Regions from separate parts of the Mus musculus genome. Here regions 1 and 2 are each linked to region 3. A link is a loop called in an ENCODE intact Hi-C map of the cell type or tissue named here. Cell type or tissue: heart. All regions are shown on one strand.

Region 1 (8,000 bases), 1.0 Mb after region 3:
ATATGTTCAAGTCTCAGATGAAAACGATGCACAGTGGTGCTGTACAGAGGCCAAAATTCACATGAAAGTGTGTCTCAAACTTCTCAGCGAAATGAAAGGAGTTTGTGGTGGTTTTGATATGCGCCCTTTGTTTCCTCTGTAGAAAAGGCTGCTGGGGGGAGGGGGGGTTGACAATGGCTAGGTGAAAATGCTTTGGGATTGAGTTTGATATCATGTACAGAAATGTGTTTACTTAAGTCGTTTTTAAATAGAATGTATTTGTATTAGGTTTGACACGGATAACGTCTTTAGAGTTTAACTTTTTTTTTTTTGAAGTGGGAATTTGGAAATTGTCTAACTTACCTCAAAAGTCTGTAATAACTGATGTTTAAGATAAAAATATAAGTTAACTCTTGATTTTCTTAACGATTTAATCATTTTAAAATGCATTTTAAGTACTTTGGTATGATAATAGAAGCTTGAAAATGGGTAAAAAATCAATTTTGGTCCTTAATATGATGACAAGCAGACTTGTATGCGCTCTTTAAGTTTTTTTTATTATTTGCACATCACAAGCTTATTGTAATCATCTTACAACTTAATCTTCTATTCTGATTTTTCTCCCACTTCATATCTTGCCATTTATTTCCCACATTTTTGATATAAACCCATCATTTTTATTGACAGCATAATTTTCCATCAAATGAATGTTATTTTTTTTTAAATTGTGTGCGTGTGTGCACGTGGATGCTTGAGTTTGCTATAGGCATGTGTGCATGCCGTGTGGTATATGTGGATACCATGAGGTTGCCAGTGGGAAGTCTTTTCTACTGAGTTTTGTTAGGCAGGGTCTTCTGGATTTTTCTCTTTCTCAACCCTTAAGCACTAGGATTACAGGCACACACCACTCTACAGTCGTGAGAATTAGAGATCTGAACTTGTGCCCCCATGCTTCAGACCAAGGAGTTTGCCCACTGGGCCAAGCCCACTATCTTCCTTTTCTAACCATGCTCCTGTTAATTAAAATTAAATTAAAATTAACAGGATGATTAAAAACCTTCTAGTTTTGGTGTTACAAATGTCATCAAGACAATATTTTGGTAGGCATACATTGTTCCACGTTTTAAATCATTGCCTTAGAAAAGATCTCCCTCAGATGCACACTTCTTTAATAAGTGAACATAATTCTGTTCCAAAAATAAATGGAAAATAAAACACTGTGAAACCCTCGCTGTTGATTAAAGTGAACACGTACCCAATTCATGTGCACTTCTATTGTCATCACTAAAAAAATTTTCATTTTTGCTCTGGTGTGCCTGAGTGTGCTTTTCTTCAAGGTAAACATGCAGAGATGATGAAGTTAGTCCAGACTGTCTCACTCTGCCTTAGGTATCAATGACATTTCAATCTAGAAAAATGGTACTTTTGATGAGAGTGTTTACATTTATAACACTTTCAGAGAATATTACAAATAGTCAAATAAGTGGAAACAGAGCTTGCCTATTAAGAGGGCCGTGCTTTCAGTTAAATCTGAATGGTGCTTCTATTAGCTAATAGTCCCAGATGATTTCATGGTGCTGATGTAGAATATGATGAAGTGGATAAATTAGACGATGTATTTTTATCTAGCACAGCTTTGGAATTTGAACAAGGAATTCACATTTTTCAACTGTGCTGGCTATCTGCTCAGGAAGCTTGCCGAGAGAAAAAACACCTCTACCATGTCAGCCTCACAGCATCTTTTAAGTGAGCATTGTTCGGGGGTGTCTCACTACAGAGCACTAACTTTGAAAATTCAGGCTGCAGTCGTGGTTCTGATTTTTTAATTCAGTTCACAGTGATGTAAATTTGTTTTTAGCCATTCTTTATTTTGAGAAAAATATATATAATTAAAATTTCTATTTTTTTTTTCAGCCAACTTTATCAAGAGTTCATCTGGTCTGCTTAACTTGATTTGTTTTCAGGAAACACTGCCCGATTCAGTCCAAGTGTGCATGAATTAGTGAACACTTTCTTGGATTTTAGATTGCTAAAGTGCATTTCTCATTTGCTCTAGTCAAATTTATTATTGCTCTTCAGTAGCAGAGCATCCTTTGTTTCCCAACTCTATTCCTTTCAGTGAAACCTATTTCCTTTGTGGAATTGAGAAAACAAAAGGTGAGCATTCTCAAGGAAATACTGGATAGGACAGTCTAACAAAGTGCACTGTACCATATTGGCAGTGAAAAGCCTTGCTTATTTAGTAGTCGGCTAGTTTGGTGGTTAAATAATGCTCTTATTTTGGCATTTATTGTATATTTGTTCTAAATAAACATAATTTATGAATATTTTAACACATGCGTACTCAGTGGGGTGGGTTCTCACACTGATATAAATAGAATTAATGAGCAGTCAGCTGCCACATACCATGACATATGACCCGGCAGCAAGAGCTCAGAAGTGGTTCTCATGGCTTCAGAAAACTTTGCCCTTAGTTTAACTTCTTGAAACTACGTCTTATTCTCCCCTCATCGTGACAGAATCCAGGTTTTGCTAGAAGAGTCTAGTCAGATGTTGAGACAACCATTTGTCTTGCCTTCTTTAAAGCAAAACAAAAACACATGGAGGGCTTAGCTCCACTCAGCTCAACTTTGGGACTAGAGTCACAGAAAGATGAATATTTTATATATTTCTACATGAATTGTCTCTTATTCCCATTTTTGTGACAATTAACATGATTATGCCAGTTGCTACAGATCTTTACAAAGAAAAAAGAAAACTTCCAAGTGTTTCTACATTTTAAAACAGATCTGACAGCCCCTTGAGTGGGGAAAACAGGAAAACAGAGAACACATCATTTTAGCCAGTTACCTACTCTCCTTGAAAACAAAGCAACAAGCTGTTCAGCAAGCCTAAGAAGATTTTATTTTTTAAGGAATAAGCCCAGCAGTAGAAAGCCACCCCATCAAGGAGTAGGCGTGGAAATTAACACTGGGATGCAGAATCTTCAAATTAACAGGATTTAATTTGACAAAGAATTATTGTTGTGAAGATGCAAAGTAGAATTTAAGAGTCACCTTTCTTCGATTTTTTACGGCTTTATTATAGGCAAAGCAGAAAAATAAGGCGAGCATGTGCACCGTGATGCCCAGATGATCTGGCAGGACCGCAGTCTTGGCAAGAGACTCGGGCTGTGCTGTTTATGCACACAGATGGAGGGCGCAGCCTTTATTCCTCTTCTCATTCCAAAGGGGATGTTTGAGGCCCCTCTACTCCCACCCCCACATTTGCAAACACACACTCTCTCTAAACGAAAGCTGTGTCCTAAAAGGGCAAGTCCGGTATGCTTTAAGGAAGTGAGAAAAAAACAGGACACCATTCATTCTCCTGACCACCTCTTAGAGGAGGACTTCTCACTGACTGAGGAGGCTGGGGCCGGATGAGTTTCCCCAGAGTTGCTCCCCTGGGGAATCCCCTTTCCACTGCAAAGTAAATGGGCACCACCTAGTGCTCTTTCCAGGCAAAGGCTGTGAGTCTTGGTCTGGATACAAGTGGGCGCTTGGGATCGCTGGCCTTTACAAAGGTAAAATAAAAGGAGGCAGCTGTCTTCAAACCTTTTACCTTCTAAGGATGGGTCGAGAGGGAGGGGCAGTAAGGAGGAGGAGGAGAGAAGGAGACGTAAGGGGGAGGGGGAAGAATAAGAGTCTTAATGAAAGCAATGCTTCCAAATAAGGAATTTTCTTAGGGCTGGTCTTTGTTAATAGTTTCCTCTTATCTTTTTTTTTTTCAGTTCCCCCCCCCCCGCCCACCCTTGTTTATTTAAAGACAGGGCTTCACTTCCTAGCTCTGGTTGACCTGGAATTTCTTAAATAGATGAGAACTCTCAGAGATCCCCCTGCTTCTGCCTCTACCTTAGCGTGCTAGGATTAAAGGTATGCACCACCAAGCCTAGCTTCCCTGATCTTCTGCTTTTAAAATCATCCCAAATCTGAGAAATAAAGTCTTTATTTCCCCATATGCTAATTTCCCCCTCACCTTGCTCTGTTTCTCTTATGGTTAAGCAGAGAACATTTCTAAAACTCATTCACTATAAAACAAAGGAGGTTCTAGTAGCAATGTGCCCTTGGCAGCCAAAATCCATTCTAACAAGGAGTCTCTCTGGAGTTTTCCTAACACAACAAATCGCACTTATGAAAAATGATGCGTAGCACAGACTCTTTCGAAGCACAATAAGATCAAGTTAACCACTCATGCCTCTAGGAAAAAGATCTAAGAGGCTTTATCCGATTGGCAAAATGGACCTGGATATCAGCTCAAGGATTGAGGACACTTTGATAAAATTTCAAAGCAATGAAGTCCGATTATCTGAATGATTGCTTAACCCCTTTAAAATATAACTTGGGGAAGAACAAGATTTTTTTTTTTGAACTCATGGTCTGTCAGAGAATAGAAAGAGCTACTTTATACTGTTTGCTTTTTCTATAGCGTTTTGCTTAGAAATATTCTTAGCACTACTGCTTTTACAGAGTAATGATAATCATTTCTTTGTTGCTAAAAGTAGGTAATTCTTCAATAAAATAGAAATCTTACTGTACAGCAATGTGGGAAGAAATCCTGGGGAAAATACCACAGAGAATCAAAGAGACCGATGCCTACTGCTGCTCTGGAGCCAGTGACTGGGGCATTAAAAAAAAAAAAATCAGACAGAAAACAGGTTGTACAGAGGTGAATTAACATGACTAAAGCTTCTCTTGATGAAAAACCAAGAATCTATGCAGAGAAACCTGGAAGAGGGTAAAGAAAATGCAGTCCAAGTTTCCAAACACTTTCTACTGACTAGATAGAACAAAATTACTTTGACAGGTTTTCATACCTTCACTTTAACGTAAAAATTTTACAAGTCCAAAATGTTCCTATCTTTAGCCATTTTGCCGTAATTTAGGATATTAGACAAATGATTTACTTGACATGTTTTTGAAATTACAGAAGAAGAAAATTCGAGAAAAGGAGGGGAAAAGTCCTCCATCGAATTCTTCGTGTCACATTTGCAACTAGGAACAAATCAGCAAACAAGCTGACCTCTGTGCTTTCAGGGTAAGAGGTGAAGTGATGGCTTAATGGTAAAGAACACTTGCTGACCTGCAGAGGACCTGGGTTCGATCCCCAGCACCCACATGGTAGCTCACAACCATCCAATAGCTCTAGTTCCAAGAAATGCAGGGTCCTCTTCTGGCCTCCATGGGTACCAGCAATGCTAGTGATACACAGACACATGCAGGCAAAATAGCCAAAGACATAAAAAGAACAAATAAAGACTAAATGACGGACCTTGTCCTAAATTTAAGTTATCTGAATTAGTCAGCTGAAGCTAATGAGTACTCCTAAGTCAATGTGTTTCAAATATGTAATACGCAAGTATCGTAAATTGTAAACTCAATATTGTAAATTAAATATTGTAATATTCTATCTTAGAGTGATAGAAAGAGGTAAACTTAGGCACCTAGAAATGAAGGCAGCGACTCCAACTCCCCCAACCCAATGTGTCCATCATCCATCCCATCTTGTAGTTAAAGAAAAAACGAAAACATTTTCTTCCCTACCTCTTGGCCCTGACCTTTGCCCTCTGGCTGCCTTTCTGTAGGTGCCTGAGTTCAGGGAAGCCCTGTGGTAATGGCAGCCTGAAATGCTAATGTACTTCCCAGCTTTCTCTTTGTTTTTTTGGTTTTTTTTTTGGTTTTTTTTTTTTTTTTGGTTTGTTTTGTGTTTTGGGTTTTTTTTTTCTTTTGGTTTTTGGTTCTCTCTCTATATATATATTTTTTCTTTTATTAGATATTTTCTTTATTTGCATTTCAAATGTTATTCTCTTTCCTCATTTCCCTCTGAAAACCCCACTATCCAATTCCCCCTCCCCCTGCTCACTAACCCACCTACTCCTGCTTCCCTGTCCTGGCATTCCCCTACACTGGGGCATTGATCCTTCACAGGACCAAGAGCCTCTCCTCTCATTGATGTCCCAAGGAGCCATGAGTCCCTCTATGTGTACTCTTTATTTCAGTACTGGCTCAGTAACAGAAGGATGCTGTCATCTGTTCTCCTGGCAAAGGGAACCTGTTCAGCTCTTAGTGACAGTTTCTTAAGTTCTGGTATATCCATGGGTGTTTATTAAAGAGTAGGAAGGAGAAAAGGCCCGGAAGAGGCAAATCAGTCTCTTCCTATTTTGTTTCTTCTCCCTGGAATCCAGCAGAGCATCCAGCACAGTAAAAGAATCCAAGCAAGGAATATCAAAGACACGCACCGGACTGGAGGGCAAGGTGTGGTGTCATCAATGGAGCCTTCATGTTGAGCTCTGGTAGTTTCTCATCTGCCAAGAGGAAGCTGTTCTCTGGCCAACCACAATAGCACAGATCTGCTCAGCAACAGGACTAAAAGTAATCCGTGCTCCTACTCAAACACGTGACTAAAAGCTAAAGCTCCAGGCTGGAAGCTGGGCAGGGTGGCAGAGGTCTATGCCGAGGCCAGATGACTGTGAACCTGAGACCAGGCTGGGCACCATAGCAAGATACTGTCCCAGAACAATAAACAACGAATCTGAAAAGGAATGAATGAATGGATGGGATGGATGGGTGGATGGATGAATGAATAAGAAATTTCAAAATAGGGTCCTAGTTATTTGTTGGGACTGGGTAGCTCAGAAGACACCGTCTATTGTAGCTTTAGAGAGCACTTGCTTTGCCTCAGTCTAAATTTAGCCAACCACTGGACTTCATACATAGTACATAAAGTCACCTTCACTACCTTCCTGTGTGATTCCCTAAGTTTGAACACATGAGGAGAAAAGTAGGGCTTCCTGTGGACAGGAGCAGGAGAAAAAGGTCTTTATTGCTGTTGGTTTATTTGTTTGTCTGTTTCAAGAGACTTGTTGAGAATGAGTGGATTAATGCAAGCTCTTTTGCATGCAGTTTTCAATGAGTTGGATATTGGAAGCCAAATGTAGCCTGCTCTGGAGCCCTCCTTTGCCAGTCCATTCACTGTCCAAAACTCACAGTGAAGAAACCAATGCACACATACATTACTGAAACAAACTGTCATGAAAGAATGCTTACCTTTGTATGTGCAATTTGCCCTGGACATCCTGGTCTAGTATAATTCAATTGTCATACATTTCTGACTGCTATCCATTGAATAAGCCTCACTGCCTGCTAATGGGACAGCACCCACCCTTTAATAAACACTGCAGTGTACCCAAACTCTATTGCAAAAGGGAGTTTGAAATATATAGTGCTTTTCAAGGCAGAGTAACAGGGTAGTGGTCAGGAGTTTTCTTGCAGGTAGTGCATGGAACTTTCTTTTTTTTTTTTTATTAGGTATTTTCCTTGTTTACATTTTCAATGCTATCCCAAAGGTCCCCCATACCCACCCCCCCAATCCCCTACCCACGCACTTCCCCTTTTTGGCCCTGGCCTTCCCCTGTACTGGGGCATATAAAGTTTGCAAGTCCAATGGGCCTCTCTTTGCAGTGATGGCCGACTAGGCCATCTTTTGATACATATGCAGCTAAAGACAAGAGCTCCTGGGTACTGGTTAGTTCATATTGTTGTTCCACCTATAGGGTTGCAGTTCCTTTTAGCTCCTTGGGTAATTTCTCTAGCTCCTCCATTGGGAGCCCTGTGATCCATCCAATAGCTGACTGTGAGCATCCACTTCTGTGTTTGCTAGGCCCCGGCATAGTCTCACAAGAGACAGCTATATCTGGGTCCTTTCAGCAAAATCTTGCTAGTGTAGGCAATGGTGTCAGCATTTGGAAGCTGATTATGGGATGGATCCCTGCATATGGCAATCACTAGATGGTCCATCCTTTCGTCACAGCTCCAAATTTTGTCTCTGTAACTCCTTCCATGGGTGTTTTGTTCCCATTTCTAAGAAATGGTAAAGTGTCCACACTTTGGTCTTCGTTCTTCTTGAATTTCATGCGTTTGGCAAATTGTATCTTATATCTTGGGTATCCTAAGTTTCTGGGCTAATATCCACTTATCAGTGAGTAC
Region 2 (8,000 bases), 1.7 Mb after region 3:
CCCTTTATAGATGGAGACTACACACAGCTTCAGTGATTTATTTAAAGTCAACAGACAGAACAAAATAGCTGGAATTCTGTGGTTATCAGTCTTTCTGATATCCTATAGTTCTTATTAGAAAAGAGTCTGTTGAGATATTTACCTGAAGATGTGGTATAGAAACCAGTGATGAAAGATCAGATTGTCAAATCTGATGAAACAACATAGCCATAAAAATAATAACCAGCATTGCTTCCTGGTACATGCGTGATGCGGGTCACGGGGCCAAATGGCATACAGTTCAGGGGCCCAGATTATACATGCAACCAAAACTACACACGCACAGAAACTATGATCACATTGCTACAAAAAATAAAATCAGTGCCAGAGAGATGCATCCAGGATTAAGGGCACTTGCTGATTTGGGGGGAGACCTGAATTTGTTTTCTCAGCATCTGCTTAGGGTGGCGCTCAATGCCTGTGACTCCAGCTCCAGGGCCATCCATGCTTTCTTCTGGCCTCCGTGGCACCAAATAAGTGTGGTTGGTATACACTCACACAGACAGACACACATAAATAAAAAATAAACACTTTCTAAAGAAATGAAATTAAGGATTCCAAACCGGAAGAGACAACAATGATGGTGCTCGAGAGGGGAGGAAACGTTGTCCTGCATCTGCAGGGAGCAGCAGCAGGGGGCGCTGTTCTTCCTCCCCTCGCTCTGCCCCCGGACAACTGTAGCCCTTCTGATCTGTACTTGACTTTTCGTTTGTTTGGTTTGGTTTGGTTTGGTTTGGTTTGGTTTGGTTTGGTTTGGTTTGGTTTGGTTTGGTTTGGTTTGGTTTGGTAACTCACGGGCTTTCGAGTAAGCGAAATATTTTTGTTCTCTAAAAATAGTTCTTAAAAAAGGAAAGAAAACCGAATGGCAGAGAAGCACCTGAAAAAATGTTCAACATCCTTAATCATCAGGGAAATGCAAATCAAAACAACCCTGAGATTCCAACTCACACCAGTCAGAATGGCTAAGATCAAAAATTCAGGTGACAGCAGATGCTGGCGAGGATGTGGAGAAAGAGGAACACTCCTCCATTGTTGGTGGGATTGCAAGCTTGTACAACCACTCTGGAAATCAGTCTGGCAGTTCCTCAGAAAATTGGACATAGTACTACCGGAGGATCCAGCAATACCTCTTCTGGGCATATATCCAGAAGATGCCCCAACCGGTAAGAAGGACACATGCTCCACTATGTTCATAGCAGCCTTATTTATAATAGCCAGAAGCTGGAAAGAACCCAGATGCCCCTCAACAGAGGAATGGATACAGAAAATGTGGTACATTTACACAATGGAGTACTACTTAGCTATTAAAAAGAATGAATTTATGAAATTCCTAGCCAAATGGATGGACCTGGAGGGCATCATCCTGAGTGAGGTAACCCAATCACAAAGGAACTCGCACAATATGTACTCACTGATAAGTGGATATTAGCCCAGAAACTTAGGATACCCAAGATATAAGATATAATTTGCTAAAAACATTAAACTCAAGAGAACGAAGACCAAAGTGTGGATACTTTGCCCCTTCTTAGAATAGGAAACAAAACACCCATGGAAGGAGTTACAGAGACAAAATTTGGAAGTGTGACGAAAGGATGGACCATCTAGTGATTCCCATATCCAGAGATCCATCCCATGATCAGCTTCCAAACGCTGACACCATTGCATACACTAGCAAGATTTTGCTGAAAGGACCCAGATATAGCTGTCTCTTGTGAGACTATGCCAGGGCCTAGCAAACACAGAAGCGGATGCTCACAGTCAGCTATTGGATGGACCACAGGGCCCCCAATGGAGGAACTAGAGAAAGCACCCAAGGAACTAAAGGGAACTGCAACCCTATAGGTGGAACAACAATATGAACTAAGCAGTACCCCGGAGCTCTTGTCTCTAGCTGTATATGTATCAAAAGATGGCCTAGTCGGCCATCACTGCAAAGAGAGGCCCATTGGACTTGCAAACTTTATATGCCCCAGTACAGGGGAACGCCAGGGCCAAAAAGGGGGAGTGGGTGGGTAGGGGAGTGGGGGTGGGTGGGTATGGGGGACTTTTGGTATAGCATTGGAAATGTAAATGAGCTAAATACCTAATAAAAAATGGGGAAAAAAAAGGAAAGAAAATAAAACTGCCCATCGACAAATAGGCAAATAAACTGAATAGAAAGTTTTCAAAGGAAAAAATACTAATTCTCTTTTTTTAAGGTGTTCAATACTCCTAGCCATCAGGCACATGAAAACCAAAGCTACTTTATGCACATCATTCAGAGCGGCTATAGCATCAACAAATCTGACAGCAAACGTCGGAGAGGAGGCTGAGAGAAAGGATCCCCCTATTCACTATTATTGGGGTGTACACAATGCAGCCATTGTGGAAGTCAGCTTAGAGATTTCCCAAGTAATTCAAAATGAAATTCCATGTGACTCTGCTATTTCACTCTTAGGCATATACCCAAAGAACTCCATGTCCTACCACGGAGATAGCCACACCCCTTGCTTCCTGCTACCTCTTGCTCCGGTCAGCAAAGAACTGGGATCAATTTAGTTGTCCATGAACAGGTGAAAGCATGATGAAAATTATATGTTTGTGCATATGTGTATGTGCATGTATGTGTGCATGTGTGTATGTGCATGTGTGTTTGTGCACGTGTGTATGTGCATGTGTGTATGTGCACATGTGTATATGCATGTTTGTGTGCATGTGTTTGTGCATGTGTGCATGTACACGTGAGTATGTGCATGTGTGTATGCATAAGTGAATGTTTGTATTCACATATGTATATGCACTTGTGTGTAATATGTGTGCACATGTGTGCATGTACATATGTATAAATATTATTCAGCTCTAAAGAAAAATATAACCACAAAATAAGCAGGAGATAGAATGACATAAAAAGTAAGTGACAGCCGGGCAGTGGTGGCACACGCCTTTAATCCCAGCATTTGGGAGGCAGAGGCAGGCGGATTTCTGAGTTTGAGACCAGCCTGGTCTACAAAGTGAGTTCCAGGACAGCCAAGACTACACAGAGAAACCCTGTCTTGAAAAAAACAAAAACAAACAAACAAACAAACAAAGTAAGTCTCAGAAAGAAAAACTGAATGTTCTCCTTCATATGTGAAATCTAGCCAGGTGTGTGTGTGTGTGTGTGTGTGTGTGTGTGAAATGTACACGTGGGCAAGGTATAAATGCAGAAAAGAGAACAAGAAAGGCTCCATATTAGAGGAATAAGAAGGACTGAATAAAAAATCCCTCAGCCATGTCAGAGGATATAAAGTTTTGCTACTTCTAACTCTACTGTAGACTGTTAGAGGTTGGGGTGGATACGATACAGTCAAGAGTGGAAGTCTGAGATCCTGCGTGATGCTTTAGAACGGCTACTCTGTGTAGAAGAGGCTCGCTGAGATGCGTTGACTCTGGGTTTGTTTAAAGTCAATATGTGATTTTTTTTTATTTGCAAGGTTTTTATTGCAATGTTCATTTAAAAACAAGGATTATCCTAAAGTGCAGTTGAAATTCTTGAGAGAATGGGAAGGCCTATTTTTATAGAGATTTCAATTGTCCAGAAAATAAAAAGCAATTTTTTAAATTTTGTATCTGACTGTAAATGATTACACATTCTTGAGGTTTCACAAACAACTTAGACAGAAAAAAGCTAAGCATTTGAAAATGTGTTGTAGAACCTTCAGGGACACACTGTGGTGATTAGTGTTGATTGGCAAGTAGACCGGGTCTAAATTTACCTAGGGAAACGGGCCTCTGGACGAGCCTGCAGGCAGGGGTGGGGGAGCGGTTGGGGGGGGGGGCATCTATAACGCAGAACTCAGAGTAAGCAGATCCACCTACTGACCTACTGAGGTTGGCACCATTTCCTGTCTGGGATCCGGACAATATAAGTAGAGAAAGGATCTGAGCAGCGGTGGCATTCATTCCCGTCCCCTCCTGCTTGTGGGTACCATGTGACCCGCTGCCTCAAGCTCCTGCAGCCATCATGTTTCCACCATGAAAGGCCTTAAACTGTGAGCCACAGGAAACCCCACCCCCCTTAAGTCACTGTCCTCAAAGTACTTTTTAACAGTAAGAGAAAAAGAAACCAACATGTACATATTACTCAAATCTGTCCGGGAAGTAACATTTTAAAGCAGATTCCTGTCTAGTAAGAAAATCATCAAACTCTATTTTTCTCAAAGTATGATGTTTAAAGTAAATTATAAAGAAAGGTAATTCCCTACCAATGTTCCTGGACGTTCAAACTCCCAGTTCACACGCCTTTACTGAACAACCTTTAGGGGTGGGGTGGGGAGGGCTATCTCACTTGCGTGTCATTTTCTTTACTACTATAAATATAAAAATCGATTTCATAGAAATCCTGGGGAATACTCATGGGAACTAACAGAAACTTCTTAAAGGAAAATTTTAGGTTATGGTTTGTATATTAATAAAATATAACTTTGATACTTAAGGTACCAAATATTCAATCAATATTTGTCTGGGTATTGTTTGTAACAGTTACGCGTTCTGTAATTTAATTTAATTTTGAGACACGGTGTTACATATGCAGGATGGCCTAGAACTCACTTTGTGGTGTATAGACCTTGACCCTCCTGTCTCTGCACCAGTTTTTTATACAGTGCTGGGTGTCAAACCCGAGGCTCATGATTTCAGACAAGCACTCTAGCAACTGAGATATATACCCAGTCCCATCAAGTTTTAATCACTTTTTTTTTCCTGTCTTCCATGAAATCCAAAAATAGTTTCTACTTCGTTTTTAAGAACACAGTGCAAAACAGGCAACCTGCGTTCTCTTGCTGCCACCTAGTGGTCGAGATTAGAAAGTGCAACCGTGATAAATCAGACGGGTGAGCATTACTGTGTAACTACATAAAAACGACTCATACACAGTCTTTTTTAAAAAAAAAAAAGACAAAAAAAAGAAAAAAATCCTTCTTTAATGTAAAAAAAACCCTTAATGAATAATTTCAATTTGATAATACTGCTTTGTATTGCTCGAAACGACCCTGTATGTTAAGTTCATTTGAACACAGAGAAACCTAGCTTCCTCCTTTCTGAGGCATAAAGTTGCTACTCAATAAACAGGAGCAGACAGTAAGCAGTAATAAACACTTATGTTCCCCAACTACATTGTTACTAGTTGTTCCATCAAATGATAATCACAAACAAATTAAATAGAAAACAGATTTGAAAGTATGAACTGTAGTCAATGACCTCAGGTTTTCTATAAACAGCTTGTTCTATATGACCAGCAGGAATGGGAACCATTAAGTCCAAGGAATGGATTAATTTCCTGAGAGAATGGTGACATTTGAGATAAGGTCTTTTGTGGTCCAGGTAGCCTTGAACTTGCTACATAATCAAAAACCCTGATCCTCCTGTCTCCACTTTTGGGATTACGGGTATCTGCCATGATTCGTTCTTGCTTCAGAAAGAATTACTTTGGTTTTGGTAGTGTTGTTGTTGTTGTTGTTTCGGTGGCAGTGGTGATGATGATGGTGGTGGTGGTGGTGGTGGTGGTGTGTGTGTGTGTGTGTGTGTGTGTGTGTGTGTATCACAGACAACCTTGGGTGTCAATCTTCATGCTGTTTGAGGCAGGATTTCTTTTCTTGTTTCCTGCTGCAGTGTTCCAGAGTCCCCAAGATTTTGAACTTCTCCCATCTCTACCTCCAATCTCACCATAAAAGAGCTAGGGCTACAGACACATACTCTATCTCCAACTTTATGAAGTTTCTGGGGGATTCAAACTCAAATCTTAGTTCTTGTGCAGCAAGAACTTCACCCACTGAGCCGTCCTCCTAGCCCGGAATGTCTTATGAGGAGTGTGAATGGATATGGTTTGCCTCCTGAATGGGTAAAGTTGCCTGAGCTGGAGAACAAAGTGTCAGACAGTTTTACAGTTGTTATTCTATTTCCTCCTTACTGATAACATAGCAAAGCACAGTACCAACAACGTGACATGGTGCCAATGATGCTTGGAGGTTAGTATATGCATGTAATTCTGGCACCATGGAGAACCAAGGTAATGCTACCTAGAGGGGATTTGAACCTGCAAGGCACCTTTGCTGAATCAGCAAATGGCTCCCCGGAGAGGCTCGGGTGTTCTCCACCAAGACTCTTTTACAGGTAGTTCATTAAAAAAGCTTAAGCCCGGGCTGGCGAGATGGCTCAGTGGTTAAGAGCGCCGACTGCTTTTCCGAAGGTCCAGAGTTCAAATCCCAGCAACCACATGGTGGCTCACAACCATCTGTAACGAAATCTGATGCCCTCTTCTGGAGTATCTGAGGACAGCTACAGTGTACTTACATATAATGAATAAATAAATCTAAAAAAAAAAAAAGCTTAAGCCCAGGACAGGAGTGGTGAGGGCAGCAGCTCCCTCATAGACTCCCATGCTGGTCTTACTCAGCATCATCTTAGACAACATCTGTCTATGTCTGTTACCTTACCTGTGAGTAGAAAATCGCTTCCACTTTAGCTGGTTTGTTGGACCACACGGGAGAGAATACAATGGCTAGTAAGAGGGATGTTTGTTAACCACTGCAAACCCACGTCCTCACACATGGGTGCCGATATGACAATAAGTCCGGAGGCTTTGATGGAGGCAAGCACAGGAATAGCTTAGGCACCTGGGACCCTAATGAGCTTGGGCTATACACACCACTTTCCTAATACACCTAGCAACCTCAGCCATGCATCTGCACATACAACTCATTTCCAACCCTGCAAAAAAGTCTCTTTTTCATTGCAACTCCCTAGTAACCCTCCTATTTAGAATTTAGAACATGCCCTGGAACATATCCAGAGACTGCAGACAGGAAGCCAACGTAGTCTGCACTGGATTTGGGTGTATGCACACAGTAAGGCAAACTGTGCTCTCTGAGTGGACTTTTAGAGAGCCCCGATTTACCACATTGTGCCTATGTATGGTATATGTGCACGGGAGTAGAAGCAGATGCATCATGTGAAAGGACACATACCATGAATGCAGCCTACATAACCAAGCCTGTCAATCAATCAAGAGAAGCATCCACACTCTGCCCCTTAGCTACCAACTCCTCCTGTGCCCCATAACAGGAAGCCCAAACAATAAGCAATGCTCTTAGGCACTCTGGCTCAAGCCATCTGCTGTTCTCTTACAGAGTCTCCTACACTGCCCCTTTAAATAAAATTCCTTAGTGCCTTGCTATTTGTATGGACTGTTTCAATTCTTTGCATAAGATGCCAAGAATTTGAAAACATCTCATCCAGACAGGACCACTGGCAACAGCTTTGAGCTGTGAGAAGACATGGGTGAAGTGTCAGTGCCTATTGGTAAATGAAAGTAGCCGATCTGAAAGTGTGACACACAAACCCCAGTGAACACATACAGAAGTCCCATTCAGAGCAAACGGTAGATGGAATGTGCCCTGTTCCATTGTAAGCCGTTTCTTAAACTTAATGACCTATACCTTAACTACAGATATCAATAAAAGAAAAGCACTGTGCCTGGGTCTCACCTGTGTCAATGACAACTGGATACCTGAGATAACATTTATTCTATTTTAGTCATTGTCTCATAAGAAAGAGAAAGAGTGCTCAAGTCGATTGTTATGAATAATAAAAACAGAGCTTTCATGCTGAGAATAAACCCATAGCCTTGCATCTGACAAGCAGGAGATATATATATGTGTGTGTGTGTGTGTGTGTGTGTGTGTGTGTGTGTGTGTGTGTGTGTGTGTGTGTGTGTGTGTGTGTTTGTGGGGTAGAGGACAACCTGTAGGAACTGGTTCTCTTCCTCCACCTGTCGAATCAGGGTTCAAATGCTGGTCATCAGGCTTGGAGGCAAGTGTTTTTACCTGCTGAGCCATCTGCCTGCCCAACAGACAAACATTCCAGAGTTCTGCTACATGTCTAGACTTGAGTAAAATGTTCCAAGTTCCAACATCTTAGTACACAGAACACAACTCCATTCAATT
Region 3 (8,000 bases):
AACATCACTAAATGATCACACATAAAGCAGTACAGTGAGTGCCCCACCAAGTTCTGGGTTCTGCAAGCCCTTTCAGGATATATGACGTGACTAAGCAGCTATCTTTAAAGTGACACAGAATAGTACTGAAGTTTTAGCTCCAAAGAGTGTTGGGCTATTACTCTGTTCTGTTACTATTCAACAAATAGAGAAACAAACAAAAACAATAAAACAAAACAGAAAGCTGTATAGATTTTTAAGAAATGGCCAAATATCTGACTGCAATTTTTTTTCTCCCGAACATCCAAGATAAAATCCCAGGCAACCAAAACTTATACTAAAAGGTTAGAGATAAACAGAAAGTGAAGATAAAACAGAAATAAATAACTGCTTTGTTTTAGGAACAAAATTTGAAGCTCAGCTAAGGATTTTAGCACTACCAACTCACTACGCATCCTGGCCTCCCTTGGACAGTGTTCTAGTAACGGGGTGGGCAGTGGGGTTCAGGGAAAGAGAATACAATACAGTTTTGTAAGGTTTAGATCTTAGCATCCCAATTAGATATTATGTCTGTTTGAAATCTATGATGTTTTGAGTTCCTTTGTGTTTGAGTTCCTAAAGACAAGCTACTAGTGGGACAGGGTTAGAAGTCATGTGGTACAGGAGTAAATGATGTCTTGAGTGTCCCTGCTATGTGGGTGACCAGACCCGGGCCAGTTGACCCTAGAGTCAGTCTTGGCATCTATTCAAACCCTCCAGGCTCCTTTCTTCCTTGTCCCAAGGGAACTGAATAAGTAGGAGTCCAGGAAGTCCATGGAAAAGCCTGAAGGCTTTTGGTTGTTGCTGCTGCTGGGGGGGGGGGAGGTTGGAGGGGGGGGAGGTTGTCCTAGACGGGGCAAGCCCTGGAAGACTCCTGCTGTCATCTACAAGCTCTTTTTAGTCTCTTTTTTTGTCTTGAACCTTCCTCCTCCTAGGCAGCCTAGGGGGTTCCTGGCTCACAGAAAGTGTCTCAATGATGGAGTCCGGGCTACCAAGCTAGAACTCCACATCATTATCCAGGCCATGCTCTGCCAGCACACAGCATATACCTACCTCCAGTCTTCTTAGGAGAGAAGAGCAAAATCTCTGGTGTGGGTTTGTTTGTTTGTTTTTTAAATAAATTGGGGGGGGGGGTTTTAAAAAGAACATTGAGGCACATAGAAAAGAGAAGAAATTGGATGTGTCATTTAAACTCTCTGGATCTTTGCTTGTGCATTTGTGAAATGGGCTTATAAATGCCTTGACACCTGAGCTCTGAAGTGCTCAGCTGTGGAGGAACAGCTGTAAAAAGGGGACCCCCAAGCAGATCTTTCATCCAGGTCATTAGGGCACTGAGTGACTTTTTACTGCTTGAAGGAGGGCAATGGCTTCTCCCAGAGTCTTAGCCCAGCCTTCAGTATTAGTAGCTCCTGCCCCTCCAACATATTTTCCTTTGCTTCCTTGCCCCAAGGACATTTCTATCTGTTAAATGTGAACATGGAGGCCCACACAGCTTTGCCCACCTCGAAAGGTGGACGTGCCATCCTGCAAATGCCTGACCCGGATCTCGCGCGGAAGGGGACACGCTCATTTCCCGCCGTGGCAGCGTCTAGGGACGAGCCCAGCCAGAGTCTGACTCCAGCTTTAAGCGGGACTCTGAGTCTGAGGCCCTCTGAGTCTCTGGGTCCAGGGTCCCACGGCGCCTGGCCCCGCCCTCGCTTGCCCGGCTCTGCTGTTCCCTGAAGTCCTTCCTCCCGCCCGCTCCGCTCGCTGCACGCGGCGCTGTGCGACTCGACTCCCCGGTCCCTTAGGTCCCTCCGCGTCCACTCGCGGCGGCCGGAAGCTGAAGTGAGGACACGCGCGAATCTCCACGCGGCTCTTCTGAGAACCTGAAGCCCTAACTCAGTTCAGCTCCTCCCTCCGAGCGTGCACAAGGGTCCCTCCATGTTCCGAGGCTCTCTGATCACCGAGCACATGACCTACAGGACCTATTGACCGCCTGAATGCCCCTCGAAGGAAAAACTGTCCGTGAACAAAGGCCAGAAGCTTCTAGAATCAGACCCCAGGCCGAGAGCTCAGGAATCCTTCAGTCTAGCTGGGAAGAAAGGCACCTTATGACACTCAGCCTCGAGCAGTGGAAGCTATTGCCAGAGTCGCGCGCGGTGTCCCTGTGTCCCCAAGAGCTTTGCACCGGGCGGGCTACCCAGAGCCTCTAGACGGGATCTGCTCCCTCAGTCCCCCCCTCAAGTCCCCCACAGAATGGCTGTCCAGAGTGGCCGGGGACCCGACAGGCAGCTACCTGCAAAGGGATCTTTTCCACCTTTTCTGGCCACTCGTCCTCTCCCCAAAGGACTCAGAACTCCCCTGAACCCAGCCCAGTGTGCACAGACTCCTATCCCCTGTGCTTGCAAATCCCGTGGCCTCGGGCACCCCACCGATCCCAGGGAATGCTCACTCCAGGAGTGCAGGCAGGCCACTGAGGCTTGGCGACACGTACCCGCACAGGCGGAGGGATACGGTGACTGCCCCCACCCCATATTCCCGGAAGTGGCCAAGGAAGCGCCTGTGAGAGAAATTATCCTTTCGGACCTGGAAGGAGGGGAGCCTGCAAGATTGTAGACTTTTCCTCCCGTTTTCAAACGGACCCTACCATGCAGAAGTTGTTTAGACAATGTGATTTTCAGCAAGCATAACCGTAGTCTGAAGCTATTTTTAAGACAAGGAAAGATGGTATTTATTTTTCATTTTTCAATAAAGGCACAGAAAAGTACGTCACAAATGAGTAACTGCTCAGCAGGCACCCTTCAGTTTCTTCTTCTTTTCTCCTAGTGTTTTTCCGCACCGCTAGAATTCTCTCTGAGCTGCAGGAAGCCTTCGACGATTTTCTTATTCATTAGACGACTCAATGAAATGTTAAAATATTTATTTTTGAATAATCATTCCCCACTACCACCCTTTTGCCTGGAGATTCGCACAAAACCTGCCCCTTTATTCGGTGTAATACCGATGCTAAGCATGGGCAATCAGCCTCATCCAGTTGCTTTCAAAGGTAAATGTTTGCAACTGCTGGCTGCGTCTGCACCAGCCAGTTCTCTTCCAGCACTTGGTAATTCCATTACCAGTGTGGACTATATCAGGCTTGAATTCACTTGTGATTATTTTCTGGGAAAAAAAATTCTAAGTTTTCCAGCTATTGCAAGTAGGATTTTTGTTTATTTTTAAAACTTGAGTTAAGTCGTTCATAAAATAGTAGCCATTTACTACCTGTGAGCTCAATTAAAGCTACCCCAGGTTTCAGACTCCCATGCAAGTCGTATCCATGCTTACTGTGTAGTCAGTGGCAGTCTGGATTCTCTGATAACCCTGATATTTAAAACCACTCTGACAGGGTGTCACTTCAAAACACACATTTGAAAAGCATTGCTAAAATACATTTACGTATCAATAAAATGTCTTACTCTCCCTCTTCCCTATTGTATATTCTTTAAAAGTAAATTTTGCTTTTTAAGTTATCGCTGGTAAGTTGGCATACACTCCTGGCTTGATTTCAGCAAAGCAGATCTACAGTTTGAAGAGTCCTTGCACCAAGGTTTTGTGGCTCTTTGACCAAGACCAACTCAATTTCTTCATTGTTGGAAAGGGTATCGAGCTTTTTAAATCACAAAATTATTTCTATATGGCCATATATTGAAGTATATTTCTATTACTTCAGAAACTAAATCAATGTCAGAGGTCAAAGTTGTTTTTTTTTTTTTCTATTCCAAAGCTTCCATAATGCTAGGGCTCCATGCATAGTTTTAAATCAAACAAAAACACATATAGTATTTTCAATATTTCAGAGAACAGAGACTGCCTCTGCTGTAAGAAGTGTCTAACTTTTATAAGACTTGCACCTCCCTGCTCTTCCTCCCCAGTAGCACTAAATATATGCTTCAGGAATCACTAAAGGAGTGTGCACAAAAATTTTCTCATAGCCAGTTTCATCTCTGATCTTCTAAAAGTGGCTTTCTTGGTTGCCAGATAATATTATATTTGGGTGCCAAGCGCTGATGTGCGCATCCTCCACTGTCCAGGTAGGTGTTACCTTTTAGCTCATCTCTCAAGCTAGTACACACTCAGAGTCAAGCAATCGCCTAGAGTGTCTTCTCAGAGAGGTTGAGCCTGTCACACCTTTTATGGCTTTTTCCACAGTGATCGTAAAAGAGGGTGGGTAGGAAGTGAGAATCCAGTATTTGAAATAATTAGTCTCGTGCTTTAACCAAGTAGCTTGGATGCATCTTTTGGGTTGAAAAACATAATTTGAGTATAATACCTTTACAGTGAGTCCCAAGACCTGTGGGTCTTTCTTGTCTGTTACTAGTATCAACTCTCATCCTACCCACCCCACCCCCAACACACACACACACACACACACACACACACACACACACACACACCTCTCCCCACCCCCACCTTCACTAAATACTGGACAGTGAAAAGTTTAAAGTAAACAAGGCTGCAGTTTTTCTATTGTCCAGTAGACGGCACAAAAGATCAAGCGTTTAAATAATGAACAATCCAGAGAGGTTTGGTTCTATTTTGATGCCAGTGGCCTGTTCTTTTAGAAAAGGCAGGCAGACAGCACTGGATCCACCGGTGAAGCAGAGAGAAAAAAAAAAAAAACAAAATTAACTTTGCAAAACTTTGAGATGGAGTCATACGAAAATATTTTTGTGTATCTGCTCAACAGATGCATTTCCTTCAGAAAATACATTAATGGTTATAAATGGAGAGACGTGTTATTATTGCAGGTTTTAGTAACTAAAAGCTACCTGTAGGGAAATTAAATAATTGAGAGATTTAAAGTTTTGAAAAAAATGAGGCACCTCAATTTTACTTAGTTTCTAGTGGGTAAAGTCTTTGCAACTTGGGCCTTCAAAATTTCATGTTAGAATTTGTATTATACTTCTATGTTCTTTAATATATTCAACACAAAGCTGAGGCTCAGACACTGACCATTGTGTTTTAAATGAAAATGTGTACACATGCATATGTAGTGTGCTGTAAAGGAGAGAAATGCTTTTGAAGTTTTGTGTGCAGTTTTGGGAGTGCTTTGGGTGCTAAAGCCACCAGGAGATAATAGTTAGGGCCTCTTTAGGGCAATCTATAGCTTTGCCTAATACTTATATTTTTTAAAAATCTCCATTTCTTTCCACTCTGCAGACCCTGTCGAGGTTTGGAGGAAGGCAAAGTGTAGGCTAATAACTCATTTCCCAGTTAATTTTATTAAGAATTTATAGCACTGTTTAGAAAGTTTTAAGACAACCATAAATTTTATTAGGAATATTTTATTAAACCCTCTATTTAATTAATAAAAGACCTCTATAAGTTCTGAAAATGTCAGAGCTGGTAATTATGTTAACCAGTGTAGTTTTCTCCTCTCTAGAGACCAAAGCATTTTAATGATTTGAAATAGAAAAGTAGTAAGGAAAGCAACCAGGCTCCCAACATTTATTTTTCCTGGACTTTTGTTAGGCAGCCAGTAGATAGTGAGTCAGGCATTTTCCCTGTGATGGTCAGAGAGCCGAATCTGACCTCTCATTGACTTGTGAACTGGACCCAGACAGTCTTTGTTTTTTGAAGCAAAATGTGGTAAACAATTCTCCCAGCCTTGTGGCCCGGATTGCTTTGGGACACTTGATTAACGTCCTTCCTAATCCTGCGCTTTAAAGCCTCTTTCCTATCACCTAACCAGGTTTCCCGCTGTAATAGCCATCTAAATAGTTTATTTCAGTTTCCTCACAGTCATCCATTAGCTTTAAATTCCTGGTAGTGTTCTCCTATCACACAAAGACTCTTATCGCCAGCATTCCTCCATTATCTCTACCAGATTTCAAATCCATTTTCTTTAAACTACCCTCATTTCTGTTTTTTTAAATGCAAATGTTAATGTGGGGGGGTATTTGGAGGGCAGAGAACTGATAATGTTTTTCTTGAAGTACAAATTCCAAGCCCCCACACTCCAGGAGAACCTCAAGAGCAACCACAACATTTTAACAGGCATCTTAAACTGAGGTGACAGATGATAAACACTTATCATTTTGTGAACACAGCTGCCAAACTCCATTGATTAACAGGACTTTATTTGTGTTGGGCTGGCAAACACACATACACACACACACACACACACACACACACACACACACACACACATTTTACCTTCAGAGGTGCCTCTTTAATTTTGAGAAATTTAGGTCTGACTCATCAGTGGGAACTTTTGAAACAAAAACCTAGTTCAGGATGTGAACTCTGCAGAGAGTTCCTCACAGGAGAACAAAAAGTTACAGGAATGTCTCTGAGACTACCAACAGCCAAGATGAACACTGCTTGCTTTAGAGGCCTCCCAACAGGGTAGGTGATAAACAATAGGGACCAGGAGCTCAGGCTGCCTCTTTCTTATCCCTGCATTCTATCTTTGGGAAGATACTGTGAGCCATGAAAGGAAAACAGAAAGGAGAAGGACTGCATCTTGAAGAGCAGCAACAGCGGCTAGAACACTAGTGTTCTGCAAAAGCCGGAATGCTACTGTCTTTTTAAAGGAAACATCTGAAATAAACTTAGGGTCAGGCACATCCAGAACAGCACACATACCACAGTAATTTATGTCACAGTAACTTTCTGAGATGCCGTGAACTGCCTCTGCACCTTTCCTTTTACTAGATGATTGATTAATTGCTGCCTTGCTAGAAGGGTTTTTTTTTGTTTTGTTTTTTGTTTTTTTGGGGTTTTTTTTTTTGGCTACTATCTTACAATTCTGTACATCTGTCATTTCTCTCAGCAAGCCCCAACTGTAATAACTGTTTGCTAATTGTAAAATCCTTATCCAGAATGAGGTTTGAGCAAACAATTCATACTACTGTAATTACATTGTAAAAGTGTTTTAGTTGCTCAATTGTTCAGAAGTAATCTATGAAGGCCTGCAAGTAGCACTAGGTTCAGGTACACATTCTTAAGTGGAAAGTTTTCAAAACCAAGAGAGCTTTATTTTAAACTCACAAGTTCAAACTATCCTCACCTTTAAGGGAAACCCTGTTGGTAGATAATTAAAGTGTGCTTTAAAGGTAACCTGACATCACTTTAAAAAACCAACAGCTTTGTCCTTGCTTTGAAGATTGTGCTTATGTTCCTTTGCCACCTAGACCGGTAAACAAAACAATTTACTGAAAAGCAGGAACTCCAAATAAATCCTAGCCTCAAAAATATGTAGTTTATCAAAACTGACCTTGTTCAAACATGAAACCTTTGCGCAGAGTTAAGGAAACTTTAAGCCCATTACTTAAGTCTGCCTGAAACTCCCTTGGGCTCTTAAAGGCTAGGTCATATACGTGTATTTTACAGTAAATTTCTCCCAGTTAAATTGCACTTAGACGATTTCCCTTGCGATTCATTTAAGGATTGTAAACATAGCCATGCCCACTGTGGTGTCTGGATTGAGTGTCCTGCCCCCCCCTCACCCCCGTGGGAATTTCACCGGTGCTCTGTAGGCCTCTTGGGGTGATGACACTCACACCCTGCAAGACCCAGCAGCGGTGGACCGCCACTCAGGTTTGGGCCGCATTGGTCTGGAGCTGGGGAAGGGCTTTTAGGCTGTCTGTCCAGCTCAGTAGGTTCTATAATCCGCGGAGAAGTGGCTGTTTGGCCCAGCCAGATCAGCTTCCTTAAACTTGGCGGGGAAATCTCCTTCCAGTGAGCAGGAGGTAATTCAAGGCTCTTCCATGCCTGTTTTTGACGCACAAGTCTGTATTAATCTTCTAAATGATACACGGGGCGTTTGTGCAAGAAAAGAGCACAAGGATGTGATGGGGAAACTAAAAGCTTCAAACTTGAGCGTCAAAACAAAAAGGACACAGAGAGGAGACACAGAGGCACATGATGAGGGGTCGTGGGGCCTTTTATTGTTTTAAACAGTCGGATCTCTTTCGAGGCAAAGCCCATTGAAGGTTTGGGGTGAACATATGTCAACC

The links. A loop is a pair of places that touch in the nucleus more often than their neighbours do. Peaks named below come from ENCODE experiments on the same cell type or tissue, not always from the same donor. Only the 100,000 strongest peaks of a DNase experiment are listed, where the experiment ranks them.
Region 1: a loop joins it to region 3, with 2.6 times the contacts of the local background. A loop is called at or near these places in 5 of 42 quality-filtered maps.
Region 2: a loop joins it to region 3, with 5 times the contacts of the local background. A loop is called at or near these places in 11 of 42 quality-filtered maps.

The regions. Positions count from the first base shown.
Region 1 is chr11:18,006,702-18,014,701 of GRCm38, reverse strand. No RefSeq gene overlaps it. Among named protein-coding and RNA genes, the nearest start is that of Gm31505, 11 kb to the right of the region's middle. In heart, a CTCF peak has its summit at 3,469 (motif pointing left); a DNase peak (open chromatin) is centred at 3,411; H3K4me3 peaks cover 724 bases; H3K27ac peaks cover 876 bases.
Region 2 is chr11:17,276,903-17,284,902 of GRCm38, reverse strand. No RefSeq gene overlaps it. Among named protein-coding and RNA genes, the nearest start is that of C1d, 23 kb to the right of the region's middle. In heart, CTCF peaks have their summits at 651 (motif pointing right) and 4,845 (motif pointing left); no DNase peak of the experiment used is centred here.
Region 3 is chr11:19,021,170-19,029,169 of GRCm38, reverse strand. No RefSeq gene overlaps it. Among named protein-coding and RNA genes, the nearest start is that of Meis1, 6.2 kb to the right of the region's middle. In heart, a CTCF peak has its summit at 4,531 (motif pointing right); DNase peaks (open chromatin) are centred at 1,739 and 2,439; H3K4me3 peaks cover 2,972 bases; H3K27ac peaks cover 5,656 bases.